Regions from separate parts of the Homo sapiens genome. Here region 2 is linked to region 1. A link is a contact called in ENCODE Hi-C or POLR2A ChIA-PET data. All regions are on one chromosome and are shown on one strand. The core of a region is the stretch at or near the end of the contact, and the rest is flanking DNA. Distances in the headings are between cores, read along the strand shown.

Region 1 (6,220 bases), core at 1,816-4,315:
TGAATGCTTTTAGAGGGACACTCTACTTCACCTGAGGCCCAACACTAGCCTGATTTACGAGTTTAAATGAACTTTCAGGCCCCCATAAACATTAATTTTGAGTTTGGAATAATGAGAGAATTTAAAAATGAAATAAGATGAACCTGGAGTTCTTATTAAATAGGAATGTGGGATTTAACATTGAGAATGATTCCTTTGTTTGGCAAACATTCATTGAACTCTAGCACCTGGCACTTGCTAGGTACTCCAAATACAAAAGTGATCATCTCAGTTCCTGCCCTCAAAGATTTTATATTCTAAGCAAACTGAATTACAGTATAGTTTAATAAGCATTGTGATCAAGGGCTGTGCAGGTTATCAAGTGCTCCCTCCACAGAAAGGAAGAGCTATGAGAACTGGTAAGATGGGCATGGGAGGATGAAGAAAGATAACCAAAAGGGGCATCTCCTAAACTGAGCATTGTAGGATGAATAGGAGTTATCCAGGGACAATCACATATTTGAGAATTTTCCATTTCTTCTTACGTTGTTGATTTCTAGTTTCATTGCATTGTGGTTAGAAAAGATACCTGGTATGACTTTAGTCTTCTTAAGTTTGTTGAAACTTGTTTTGTAACCAAACATGTGATCTGTCCTGCAGAATGTTCTATGTACACTTGAGAAGAATGTGTTCTGCTGCTATTGGATAGAATGTTCTATGTATGTCTGTAAGATCCATCTGGTCCATGGTATTGTTTCAGTGCAGCACTGTTTTCTTATTTATTTTCTGTCTGAATGTTCTATTGTTGAAAGTGAGGTATTGAAGTCCTCCACTACTATTGTATTGCTATGTCTCCTTTCAAACCTGTCAATGTATGCTTTATATATTTAGGTGCACTTATGTTAAGTGCATATACATTTATAATTGTTATATCTTCCTGATGAATTGTCCCTTTTATCATTATATAGTGACCTTTTTTGTCACTTGTGATAGTTCTTAAGGTCTATTTTGTGTGATATAAGTATAGCCAGCCTGCTATCTTTTGGTTACGTTTGCATGGAATGTCTTTTTCCATCTCTTCACCTTCAGCTTATGTGTGCCTTTGATTCTAAAGTGAGTCCCTTGTAGACAGCACATTGTTAGATCTTGTTGTTTCATCTACTCAGCCACTCTATGTCTTTTGATTAGGAGTTTAATTCATTTATATTTAAAGTAGTTATTTATAAGTAAGGATTTACTACTGTCATTGCTTTCTGTTTTGTATTTCTTTTGTTTCTCTTTCCCTTTTTTCTGTTTACCTTTGTGATTTATTGACTTTTTATAGTGATTTGCATTGATTCCTTTCTCTTTTTTGTGTGTGTATGTCTACTATGGGAATTTTCCTTGTGGTTACCTTGATTGCATGAAACACAGTAGTCTATTTTAAACTGATAACTTGTCTTCCACTGTATACAGAAACTCTATATCTCTCACACACACACTTTATATTATTGATGTCACACTTTAAATCTTTTTTTTTTTTTTTTTTTGATACATGATCTTGCTCTGTCACCTAGGTTGAACATGGCTCACTGCAGCCTCAACCTCCTGGGCTTAAGTGATCATCTTGCTTCAGCCTCCCAAGTAGCTGGGACTACAGGCCTGTGCCACCACACCCAGCTAATTTTTTTGTTTCTTTTGTAGAGACAAAGTCTTGCCATGTTTCCCAGGCTGGTCTCCAGCTCCTGGGCTCAAGCAATCTTCAGCCTCCCAAAGTGTTAGAATTATAGGTGTGAGCCACTATACCCAGCTTCTATCTTCTTTTAATATTGTATATCTATCCATAAATTTTCATATTTATAGTTATTTTTTAAACTTTTTTCATTTAACTTTTATACTAGAGCTAAATGTATCCACCAACATTACATTACCACAGTTTTCTGTGTTGGTCAATGTATTTACTTTTACTACTAAGTTTTATACTTTCGTGTGCTTTCATATTGCTGTTTAGTGTCCTTTCATTTCAACTTGAAGAACTCCACTTAGTATTTCTTGTAAGACAGGTCTAGTGGTAATGGAATTTCTCCATTTTTTGTTTGTCTGGAACATTTTTTATTTCTCCCTCATTTCTGAAGGACAGTTTTGACAGGTAATGTATTTTTGGCTAGCAGGGTGTTTTTCCCCCACTACCCCCACTCAGCCCTTTGAATAGATTACCTCACTCCCTTCTGACCCACAAGGTTTCTGCTGAGAAATCCACTGACAGTCTTATGGGGGCTTCTCGTAAATGATGAGTCACTTTTCTCTTGTTTTTTAATTTTTCTTTGTCTCAGCTTTTGATAATTGGATTATAATATGTCTCTGTATATAGGGTTCATCCAATTTGGGATTTTTTTAAGCTTCATGAATCTGGCTATTTATCTCCCCAGATCTTGGAAGTTTTCAGCCATTATTTCTTTAAATAGGCTTTCTTTTTTTTTTCACTCTTCTCCTTCTGGGATTCCCGTAATGCATAAACTGTTTCACTTTATAGTGTCCCATAATTCCCTTAGGCTTTATTCACTGTTTCCATTCTTTTTCATTTTGCTCTCCTGGCTGGATAATTTTAAATGACCTGTCTTCTAGTTTCCTGATTATTTTTTTCTGCTTGATCAAGTCCACTATTGAAGCCCCTTAGTGAATTTTTAAGATCAGTTATTATATTCAGCTTCAGAATTTCTGTTTGGTTCTTCATAATTTCTGTTTCTGTTGATATTCTTAGTTTGTTCATGTATCATTTTCCTGATTTCTTGTAGTTGTCTATCTGTGTTCTCTTGCAATTTGCTGTGCTTCTTTAAGACGATTATTTGAATCCTTTGTCCGGCAGTTCATAAATTTACATTTCTTTATGATCAGTTACTGGAGATTTCTTTCGTTCTATTAATTGTGTTACATTTTCCTGATTCTTCATGTCCTTGTAGCTTTGCATTGGTGTTTGTACACCTGAAAAAACAGTCCCTTTTCACAGTCTTTACAGACTGGCTTTGATTAGGAAAGGCCTTCATCAATCAACTCAGCTAGAGATTCAGGGCCCTCATTCCTAGCTGCTCTAGGTATTCAGCGTTTTTCTTTCAGGAGCCCATATCTCTTGCTCCCTCTGGTGTTTGACTGTGTCTGTTCCATCAGTGATCTGTGTGAGGCAAGATCGAAACTGGCCTCTCAATCAGCACTGTGAAAGGCTTCTTTCACAGTTTCCTTTCTTTCCCTTCTTTCCTAAGGGAGAAGCCTCAGTTATGCGCATTATCCCAATCTCTCAGAGCCATGCCAGCAACACCTGCCCCAGGAATCTGGACTATTTCATTTTCTTCACTCCTTGTGACGCAGAGCATAAACCAGCCCTTTGGCAACAGCTGCCAAATTATCATTTTTAGGGAAGCAGTGTGGTAACTGCCGAACCATCACCTGAGGGACACCTGACATTCCTGGTGGGTTGGGGGAGAGCCTTCTCCTGCCCTGCTCATGCCTGTCTAGTTACTGTAACAATACCAATCTTTTCAACACTCTGTGTGTGCTAAACTAGCCCCTTGGGGAGCATCTTGAAAGGCTGGGAACCATTGGACATTTTCCCCACTCTCCCCCACTCCCCACAAAGGAGGAGTCACTGAACTGTGCTGATTTGGGCAAGGGGCTGATGTAGATAAAGTGAAATTCATTTTGTTATCTGTTTCAGCACAGCTGCTCTTGGTTTTGTGCCTATCCAAGGGTACTGCAAGCTGTTAATTAGAATTAGTCTTCTCATAAAGGTATTTTGTTACTTACATCATTATTAAATCTGTGTTTCTGTAGAAGAATGAGGGCTGGGACTTCCTATTCTGCCATCTTGTGGACATCATTCTTCTATGCTGTTATTCTCCAACATCATTTTTCATGGCTACATGGTAGCTGTATTTAACTGTTCCCATATTATTCGACATTTGGTTGTTTCCTAGTGTGTTATTATGAATATTCTCATAGACAAATAATTCATAATTGTTTATTAGGAGTACATTTCTATGTGTTCAAAGGACATGAATGTTTTAAAGACATTTGATACACATTATCACATTGTCCTCCAAAAAAACTGTACTAATATCCACCCCTGTTGGTCCAGTGAGAAAGTTTTATTTCTCTGAATATTTATCAAAACTGGCTATTATCTGGATGACGCTGGAAACCATCATTCTCAGCAAACTATCGCAAGGACGAAAAACCAAACACCACATTTTCTCACTCATAGGTGGGAATTGAACAATGAGAACATATGGACACAGGAAGGGGAAGATCACACACCAGGGCCTGTTGTGGGGTGGGGGGAAGGGGGAGGGATAGCATTAGGAGATATACCTAATGCTAAGTGACGAGTTAATGGGTGCAGCACACCAACATGGCACATGTATACATATGTAACAAACCTGCACATTGTGCACATGTACCCTAAAACTTAAAGTATAATTAAAAAAAACTGGGTATTATCATTTAAACGATACTTGCTATAAGTAAAAATTCATACCTTCTAATTGTTTTAATTTGTATTTTTCTGTCATTTAAGGTTGAATTCAATTTGTGAGTGTTTACTGGATATTTGTGTTTATTTGTATGGGCGAATTCCCTCAGGCTCCCCACAAGTTTTTTTACATTGTTGATTTGTAAGGGCTTTAAAAAACATATTGAATATACTAGGTGTGGTGGCTCACGTCCAACACTTTGGGAGACCAAGGTGGATCACTTGAGCCCAAGAGGTCAAGGCTGCAGGGAGCCAAGATTGTGCCACTGCACTTCAGTCTGGGTGACAGAGTGAGACCCTGTCTCAAAAAAAAAAAAAAAAAAAATATATATATATATGTATAAAATGTGTGTGTGTGTAGAACATATTAATCCTTCTTCTGTATTATGTATTCCAAATGTATGATTCCAGTTTTTCATTTGACTTGATTTTGTTTGTGCAGATTATCTGCTGATCAGAACTGTTTTCATTTTAAATAATCAAATCTCTCAATTTTTTTAAAATTTTGCCATTAAGCATAGAAATAACTTCTTTACACAGATATCTTTTCTATATTTTTATTGTTCACATTTATATTCTTAATACATGTGGAGTTGTGTGTTCTAAAGCAGAAAACTTTTCTAAATGATAAGCCAATTGTTACAGCATCATTTATTGAAAGTCCCTTCCTGTCCTCATTGATTTAAAATGCTACTTTGTCACAATTGCAAAAATATGGAACCAGCCCAAATGCCCATCAATTAATGAGCAGATAAAGAAAATATGGTGTATAATACATGGAATACTGAAAATATTATATACTCAGCCATAAAAAGGAACAAAATAATGGCATTTGCAGCAACCTGGATGGAACTGGAGACCATTATTCTAAGTGAAGTAACTCAGGAATGGAAAACCAAACATCATACGTTCTCACTCATAAGTGGGAGCTAAGCTGTGAGGATGCAAAGGCATAAGAATGACACAGTGGACTTTCGGGACTTGGGGCAAAGCGGGGAAAGAGGGTGAGGGATAAAAGACTACACACTGGGTGCAGTGTACACTGCTTGGGTGACGGTTGTTCCAAAATCTCAGAAATCACTGCTAAAGAACTTATTTGTGTAAAAAAAATTTAAAATAAAATAACTGCTATTTCATCATATACTAATTTTTTATGTAGAGTTCAGTGTTTCTACATTTTCTCCATTACGCTATTAATTTATTTACTCTTGCACCAACAGTGTACCATTTTCATTATTTTTGCTCTATAGTATTTACCTGGAGTCAACCAAACTGTAAAGTTTAATGGCACAGTCTCCAAGACTACCCTCACCTCTGACACTGACTGCAAGTTTGAGGGGTTTGCAAAATGACCCTCAGATTTAATAATTCTGTAGAGTGATTTACAGAACTCACTGGAAGCTATTATATTCACAGTTATAGTTTATTACACAGAAAGAATACAGATTAAAATTAGACAATGGAAGACAGACACAGGGTAGAGTCTGTGAGTGTTCCAAATGCAAAATTTCCATTGTCCTCACCATGGAGTCAGGACACATTACCCTCCTGGCATCAATGTGTGACAATATGCATGGAGTATTGCCAACTGGGAAAGATATCCAAACTCAGTGTCTAGAGTTTTTACTGGGTCTTTGTTATGTAGGCATGATTGATTGATTCCCCATGTGGCTGAACTCAGTCTCAAGGTGGACTGATACCAGATGACCAAGGCCTCCACCGTAAATCACATGGTTGATC
Region 2 (6,301 bases), core at 2,569-5,068, 38 kb after region 1:
ACCACCACATTATCATTAGAATTATTGCTTTTAAAATTTATCAGCGAGGAAGCTAAGCCTGAGGGGCTAAGTAATTTCTGCAATTTATAGTTAGTAAGTGGCCAAGACTTAAATCCAGGTGTGCCTAAATTCAGGGCTTATGGTTTTAGCAACTTTACTAGTCTCATCAATGCAGGAATGGAGGTTACTTGGCATTAACTTATTTTGAGTTTTAATTGAAAACACCCAGATAAAAGTGTTAATATTGCACAGTAGCCACTTAATAATGCTATCTTCTTTCTTACTACAACATTGAAAATTTAGGAGAAACTTGATAGTTGAATTCAAATAATTTAAGAATTGATAAAATCTATGTAACTCAAAACAAAAAAAACTAAGATTACAGTTAAAAATTACACTGTGATATATATATATCATATATATATGATGGAATATAGGCAATGACTTATTTATGTTAAAAGATGGAAGAAACATAGATCAGTGTAGTTAAAGCCCAGTGTAGTTCAACCATATATATATGATATATATATGATGGAATATATATATATATATATCATATATACATAATGGAATTATATACATGATATATATCACATATATATGATGGAATATATATATATATATATATATATATATATATATATATATATATATATATCTCGCAGTTTCTTTATCCACTAATTGATTGATTGGCATTTGGGTTGGTTCCATGATACATATATCATATATACATGACGGAATATATATATCATATAATATATATAATATATATATCATATGATATATATATACATATATTATATATATCATATGATATATATAATACATATATTATATATATATCATATGATATATATAATACATATATTATATATATATCATATAATATATATAATACATATATTATATATATATCATATAATATATATAATACATATATTATATATATCATATAATATATATAATACATATATTATATATATATCATATAATATATATAATATATATATTATATATATATGATGGAACACTACTCAGCCATAAAAAGGAATGAATTAATGACATTCACAGCGACCTGGATGAGATTGGAAACTATTATTCTAAGTGAATTAACTCACGAATGGAAAACCAAACATGGTATGTTCTCACTTATATGCGGGAGCTAAGCTATGAGGACACAAAGACATAAGAATGATACAATGGACTTTTGGGACTTGGAGGGAAGGGTGGGAGCCTGGTGAGGGATAAAAGACTACAAATAGGGTGCAGTATATAGTGCTCAGGTGATGGGCACACCAAAATCTCACAAATCACCACTGAAGAACTTAACTCATGTAACCAAATACCACCTGTACCCCAATAACCTATAGAAAAATAAAATAAAAATGAATGACAAAAAAATTACACTGAGATAAATTTTTGTTCAATAACATGAACATTTTTCTATATTGTGGCTTTCCAACCACGGAATAAACTACCTTGCACAGGAATAAGTTCTGTATCAGCATTTCTATGAGTGGGTAGTTGAACTGAGAGGAGAAATCTCTAGGTGATTTCTCAGTCTTCTAAATCTAAGGTTCAATAAAGAAAACAGTTTAAAGGTTAAGTGGTGCAAAAAGGAATTCCTGAGAATCACTGACTCATAACTGCAAGGAAACTTGTAGTCATCAGCAACATAAGTTAAACAAGTTGTGGTCTAAAGCCTAAGTCTCCTATTTTAATTCTTTTAGGAAGGTAAGAAACCCTCGGAACACTCCACTTATTCTATTTTATTTATCCTCAGAGTGTTTATTGAAGGTACAGCAGTCATCAACATCCCCGTTTTGTTGACTGGAAAATGAAGCAATTCCACAGCCAATGAATGGCAGGGCAAGATGGGAGGTCAGTTCCTGTAGACATCTGGTAATCTTTCCATGACATTACTGTTTTCATCTCAATAGATGATCCCAAGGCTTTTTTTAAAATTAAATATATTTTTAAAGTAATTTTAATTCTCTCATTCATATATATATACACATATATGTAATTTACCACTTGTGAAACACTTAATCACATGATTTTGATCTACATCCATATGGTTCTATGCAAATTCCTTACCAGCTAGTAATTAAGAACCCTGGTTAAATGTAACACTTGTAAAAGCAGTCCTGGAATTTTGGTGCTGGCCTGGCATGGTATAATAAAGGTGCTCATTCCTGGAATGCAGGGTCAAATTCCAGCCTGGCTCTGCCACTGACAAGTCATGGGACCTTGGGCAAGTCAAGCAACCACTGTGCACCTCAATTTCTTGGTTTCTAACATTTGTGAAGGGCTTGAACTACACTGATCTATGTTTCTTCCATCTTTTAACATAAGTAAGTCATTGCCTATTGAGAACTCATGCCTATCAGTTTACTTGTGATGGTCATTTCGTCTTTCACAGCTCAAGGCATGATTTAGTTTATAATTCTATTGATTTTTAATGTTTTTCAGCCAGGTCATATCAGAAGGAACTTTGCATGCATATTTAGCCTGATTTTAGCAATATTTTTAATCTAATAAACTTAACCAAGCAGTCTTGTTGTTGTTGTTGTCGTCAAAATTTGGGGTAAAATTTCAAAAACAGGAATATAACTTTTTAACTTTTCAACTGTACTCATGCATTTTGGTTTAGCAGTATGCTTTTTTCCCCCATGAATTCAGCAATCTTAAAATATGCTATCGCACAAGATACTCATGGGGGATTTAACACCAAATTTTGTTTTGGAACCTATAGTCACTCACTGTTCCAATCTGAAAAATACATAGATGTATCTCAAGTGTATATATTGGTTACCAGCTGGTAGTTTCTCAAATATCTCCATTTCTTTCAGCTGCTTCACACTCACTACCAAGCAAAAAGGTAGGCTTCCTATGAGCAATGATATGAAATAATGTCATAGGTAAATCAAAATAATCTAGATGAAAATAAAATCAGAGTCACAATCCAATTAGTATTTAATATCTCTGTAATTGAGTGTATGCTAATAATCTTTGAACATTTAGTTTCTTAAAACAGAAAAACCAAATACAGGTACATTCATCTCATTCATTACATTTAATTTTCTACTAACAAGAATGTTCAAGTTTTACAGGGCGAGTATCCCTTATCTGAAATGCTTGGGATGAGAAGTGTTTCCAATTTTGATTTTTTCCCAGTTTTGGAATATTTGCATTATACTTACTGGTTGAGCATCCCTAATTCAAAAATCCAAAATCTGAAATGCTCCAATGAGCATTTCCTTTGAGTACCATGTTGGCACTCAAAAATTTCAAATTTTGGAGCATTTCAGGTTTCAGATTTTTTGATTAAGGATACTCAACTTGTACTATCAAACTGGGAGCTCAAACTAGGACATCATTCCAAAGAAACCTTCCAGAATGTCATGACGTCGTAATTAAATGTTTTTGTTACAGAAAGGGGTCTCAGTTCAGAACCCAAGAGAGGGTTCTTGGACCTCACGCAAGAAAGAATTCAAGGCAAGTCCATACAGTAAAGTGAAAGCAAGTTTATCAGGAAAGTAAAGGAATAAAGAATGGCTACTCCATAGGCAGAATAGCGGCATGGGCTGCTCGACTGATGATACTTTTTGTTACTTCCTGATTATATGCTAAACAAGGGGTTGATGATTCATGAGTCTCCAGGAAAGGGGTGGGCAATTCTCGGAACTGAGGGTTCCCGCCTCTGCCCCTGCCGACTTCTTAGACCATATAGGGTAACTTCCTGATGTTGCCATGGCATTTGTAAACTGTATGGCACTGGCGGGAGTGTCTTTAGCATGTTAGCGCATTATATAATTAGTGTATAATGAGCAGTGAGACGACTGGAGGTCACTTTCATCGCCATCTTGGTTTTGGTGGGTTTTGGACAGCTTCTTTACGCATGCTGTTTTATCAGCAAGGTCTTTGTGACCTGTATCTTGTGCCGACCTCCTATCTCATCCTGTGACTAGGAATGCCTTAACCTCCTGGAATGCAGCTCAGTAAGTCTCAGCCTTATTTTACCCACCCCCTATTCAAGATGGAATTGCTCTGGTTCAAAAGCCTCTGACAGGTAGAAATTCAGATGTTAGAATATTTTACCTCCTTAAAATAATTTAAAGGACCAATTACTGTATAGCTTATTTATTTGGATATTTTATATGATGTTTTCTAAACATATAGTATTTGTCAGTGTTTCCAGTGACAAGGTTTTTTGTGAAGGGATTTAGACCAGTGGGGAGCCCAAGGATATTTATTTTGCTGTCGTTCTTGAGTCACTATAAATATTTCAGTTAAGAGTAGTCATAGGAGAGCAAGCAATTGGAGCTATCTGGATTTGAAAGTACTTCAGCTTTCTTCAGCATCCATGCTATCAGTAGCTGCCTAACCTTGCCTTCTGATATTATGCAAGAATTGGACGCTTCTAGCTAACAAACCTTCACTCATGCTGGCTTTTCCCATCCTTTGATCCCTTACCTTGATGCTGCTTTATGATGCCAAAACACCTCAAAGCTTGAACTTGGATAGCATCAAAACATAAAGACAGTACTGAATCAGCTCATGAATCCTCAAAATCAAAAGTCCTTCTCCCCTGTCCGCATGTCCAGCATTTGTGACTTAGTGAATCATAGGGTGGGGAAGTGACTCACAGTCAGCCCAACAGCACTCTTTTTTTCATTAGTTGTTTCTGAAGAATTGTAAAGTTCTGAATTCAAAGCGTGCTTATAAGTTATCGAGATGGACTTTTTCTCCCCTGCAGCATGCCAGAAACTATACAATCCACCCCCTCTGAAGGAGTTTGTTCATTTAAAAAAAAAAAAAGGGTAAGCATGTTTTTAAAATTTAGTTGCAGCAGACAGTACAGAAAACAGTTATTATGGCCACAGCACATGTTGCCTGGGTCTGCTGCTTTTTCTTCTTTCCTATTTTCTCTCATCCCTTTGTTCCACTAAATCCTCCTGCTCCTACCCCCTTTTACCACCACCCCCTCCTCTTCCTCCCTCCTCCACCCTGGATCCCTAGAGAGGGTTGACCTGGGGGCTAGGTAATAATCCCAGAAAGGGCTTGGGATTCCAAATTGCCAGAGATCAAGAAGGCCATCCAGGGAAAACCTGGAAGGACACAGAGTGGTCAGTGTAAATGCATCCACGTGCTCCAAGTGGGCAAAGTAATTGGTTAAAATGTGTAAATGTAAATGCTAAAAATCGAATCTCTATAGAGTGGCCAATGCTATAAAAGGATTACCTTATTCTAAACAATTTTTTCATTCTGTATTTTTCCTGCCAATCTATATATTGTTCATTATTTCACCTTCTCCTTGTTGTTTTCCTGAGCTTTGGGCAAACCTCATCACTTAATGCATGCAATAAATGGGAGTAAGTTCAATTTTTCATCGAGGATAACCATGATAAAAAAAAGAAAGAAGAAATTCACTAATACTACAAACTGTGTTAACCTTGACATGAGAACTTTCAGAGGAGTAGTGGAGGCAAAAGCTTGATTGGAAGGGACTGAAGGGAATGGGAGGAGAAGAATTGAAGGCAGTAAGTATAGACAACCCCAGAAGAATCATTCAGTGAAGAGCAGCAGAGATAGTAGAGCTGGAGGGAGAGTTACAGGTGGATGTGGGGTCAAGAAAGTTTTTAATATAATTAATGTGAGAGAAATAAGAGCATCTTTATATGGTGATAGTAATGATGAGGCCAAGAGGGGAAAAACTGATGACATAGGGGAGGGAGTGTATTAGTCCATTCTCATACTGCTATGAAGAAATACCTGAGACTGGGTAATTTATAAAGAAAAAGAGGCTTAATGGACTCACAGTTCCACATGGCTGGGGAGGCCTCACAATTATGGCAGAAGACAAAGGAGGAACAAATGCACATCTTACATGGCGGCAGGCAAGAGAGCGTGTGCAGGGGAAGTGCCCTATATAAAACCGTCAGATCTTGTGAGACTTGTTCACTATCACAAGAACAGCACAGGAAAAACCTGTCTTCAAGATGCAATTACCTCCCACCAGATCCGTCCCACAACACATGGGGATTATGGTAGCTACAATTCAAGATGAGATTTGGGTGGGGACAGGGCCAAACCATATCAGGGAGTATGTTTGCCTTTGCCAAGCAGCATTAAGGGTTTATGTTCATGAATTTAAGATGGGAGTGGAAGGACTGCTGGAGATGGAGCATGTTAGGGGTTAAATTGTATGCCCCCCTCAAAAAAAAATTTAAGTGTTGAAGTCCTAACCTCTGGTACCTCAGAATGTTACCTTACTTATCCTGACTAGTTAAGATGAGGG

Evidence for each region. A loop is a pair of places that touch in the nucleus more often than their neighbours do. ChIA-PET counts read pairs that join two places held with the same protein, here RNA polymerase II (POLR2A). Pooled maps may share reads with other maps.
Region 2: a map of Calu3 shows a loop between it and region 1 (4-fold over the local background). The contact joins the promoter of LINC02577 here to the enhancer-like site in region 1. A Hi-C loop is called at or near these places in 5 of 168 maps with a recorded cell type or tissue (Calu3, K562, MCF 10A and 2 more), 1 of 37 single-sample maps with no recorded cell type and 10 of 50 pooled maps. POLR2A ChIA-PET finds 5 or more read pairs at or near these places in 2 of 52 experiments (K562 and PC-9).

Annotation. Positions count from the first base shown.
Region 1 is chr7:106,733,611-106,739,830 of GRCh38, forward strand. No RefSeq gene overlaps it. Among named protein-coding and RNA genes, the nearest start is that of LINC02577, 38 kb to the right of the region's middle. Within about 2 kb of position 3,066, at least 3 of the 41 ENCODE cell types and tissues checked have a DNase peak (open chromatin) inside an H3K27ac peak, as active enhancers do.
Region 2 is chr7:106,771,200-106,777,500 of GRCh38, forward strand. LINC02577 (long intergenic non-protein coding RNA 2577) reads left to right here and starts at 3,819. Exons shown (of 5, transcript NR_170304.1): 1 at 3,819-4,001. RefSeq lists enhancers at 3,484-3,778, 3,890-5,089.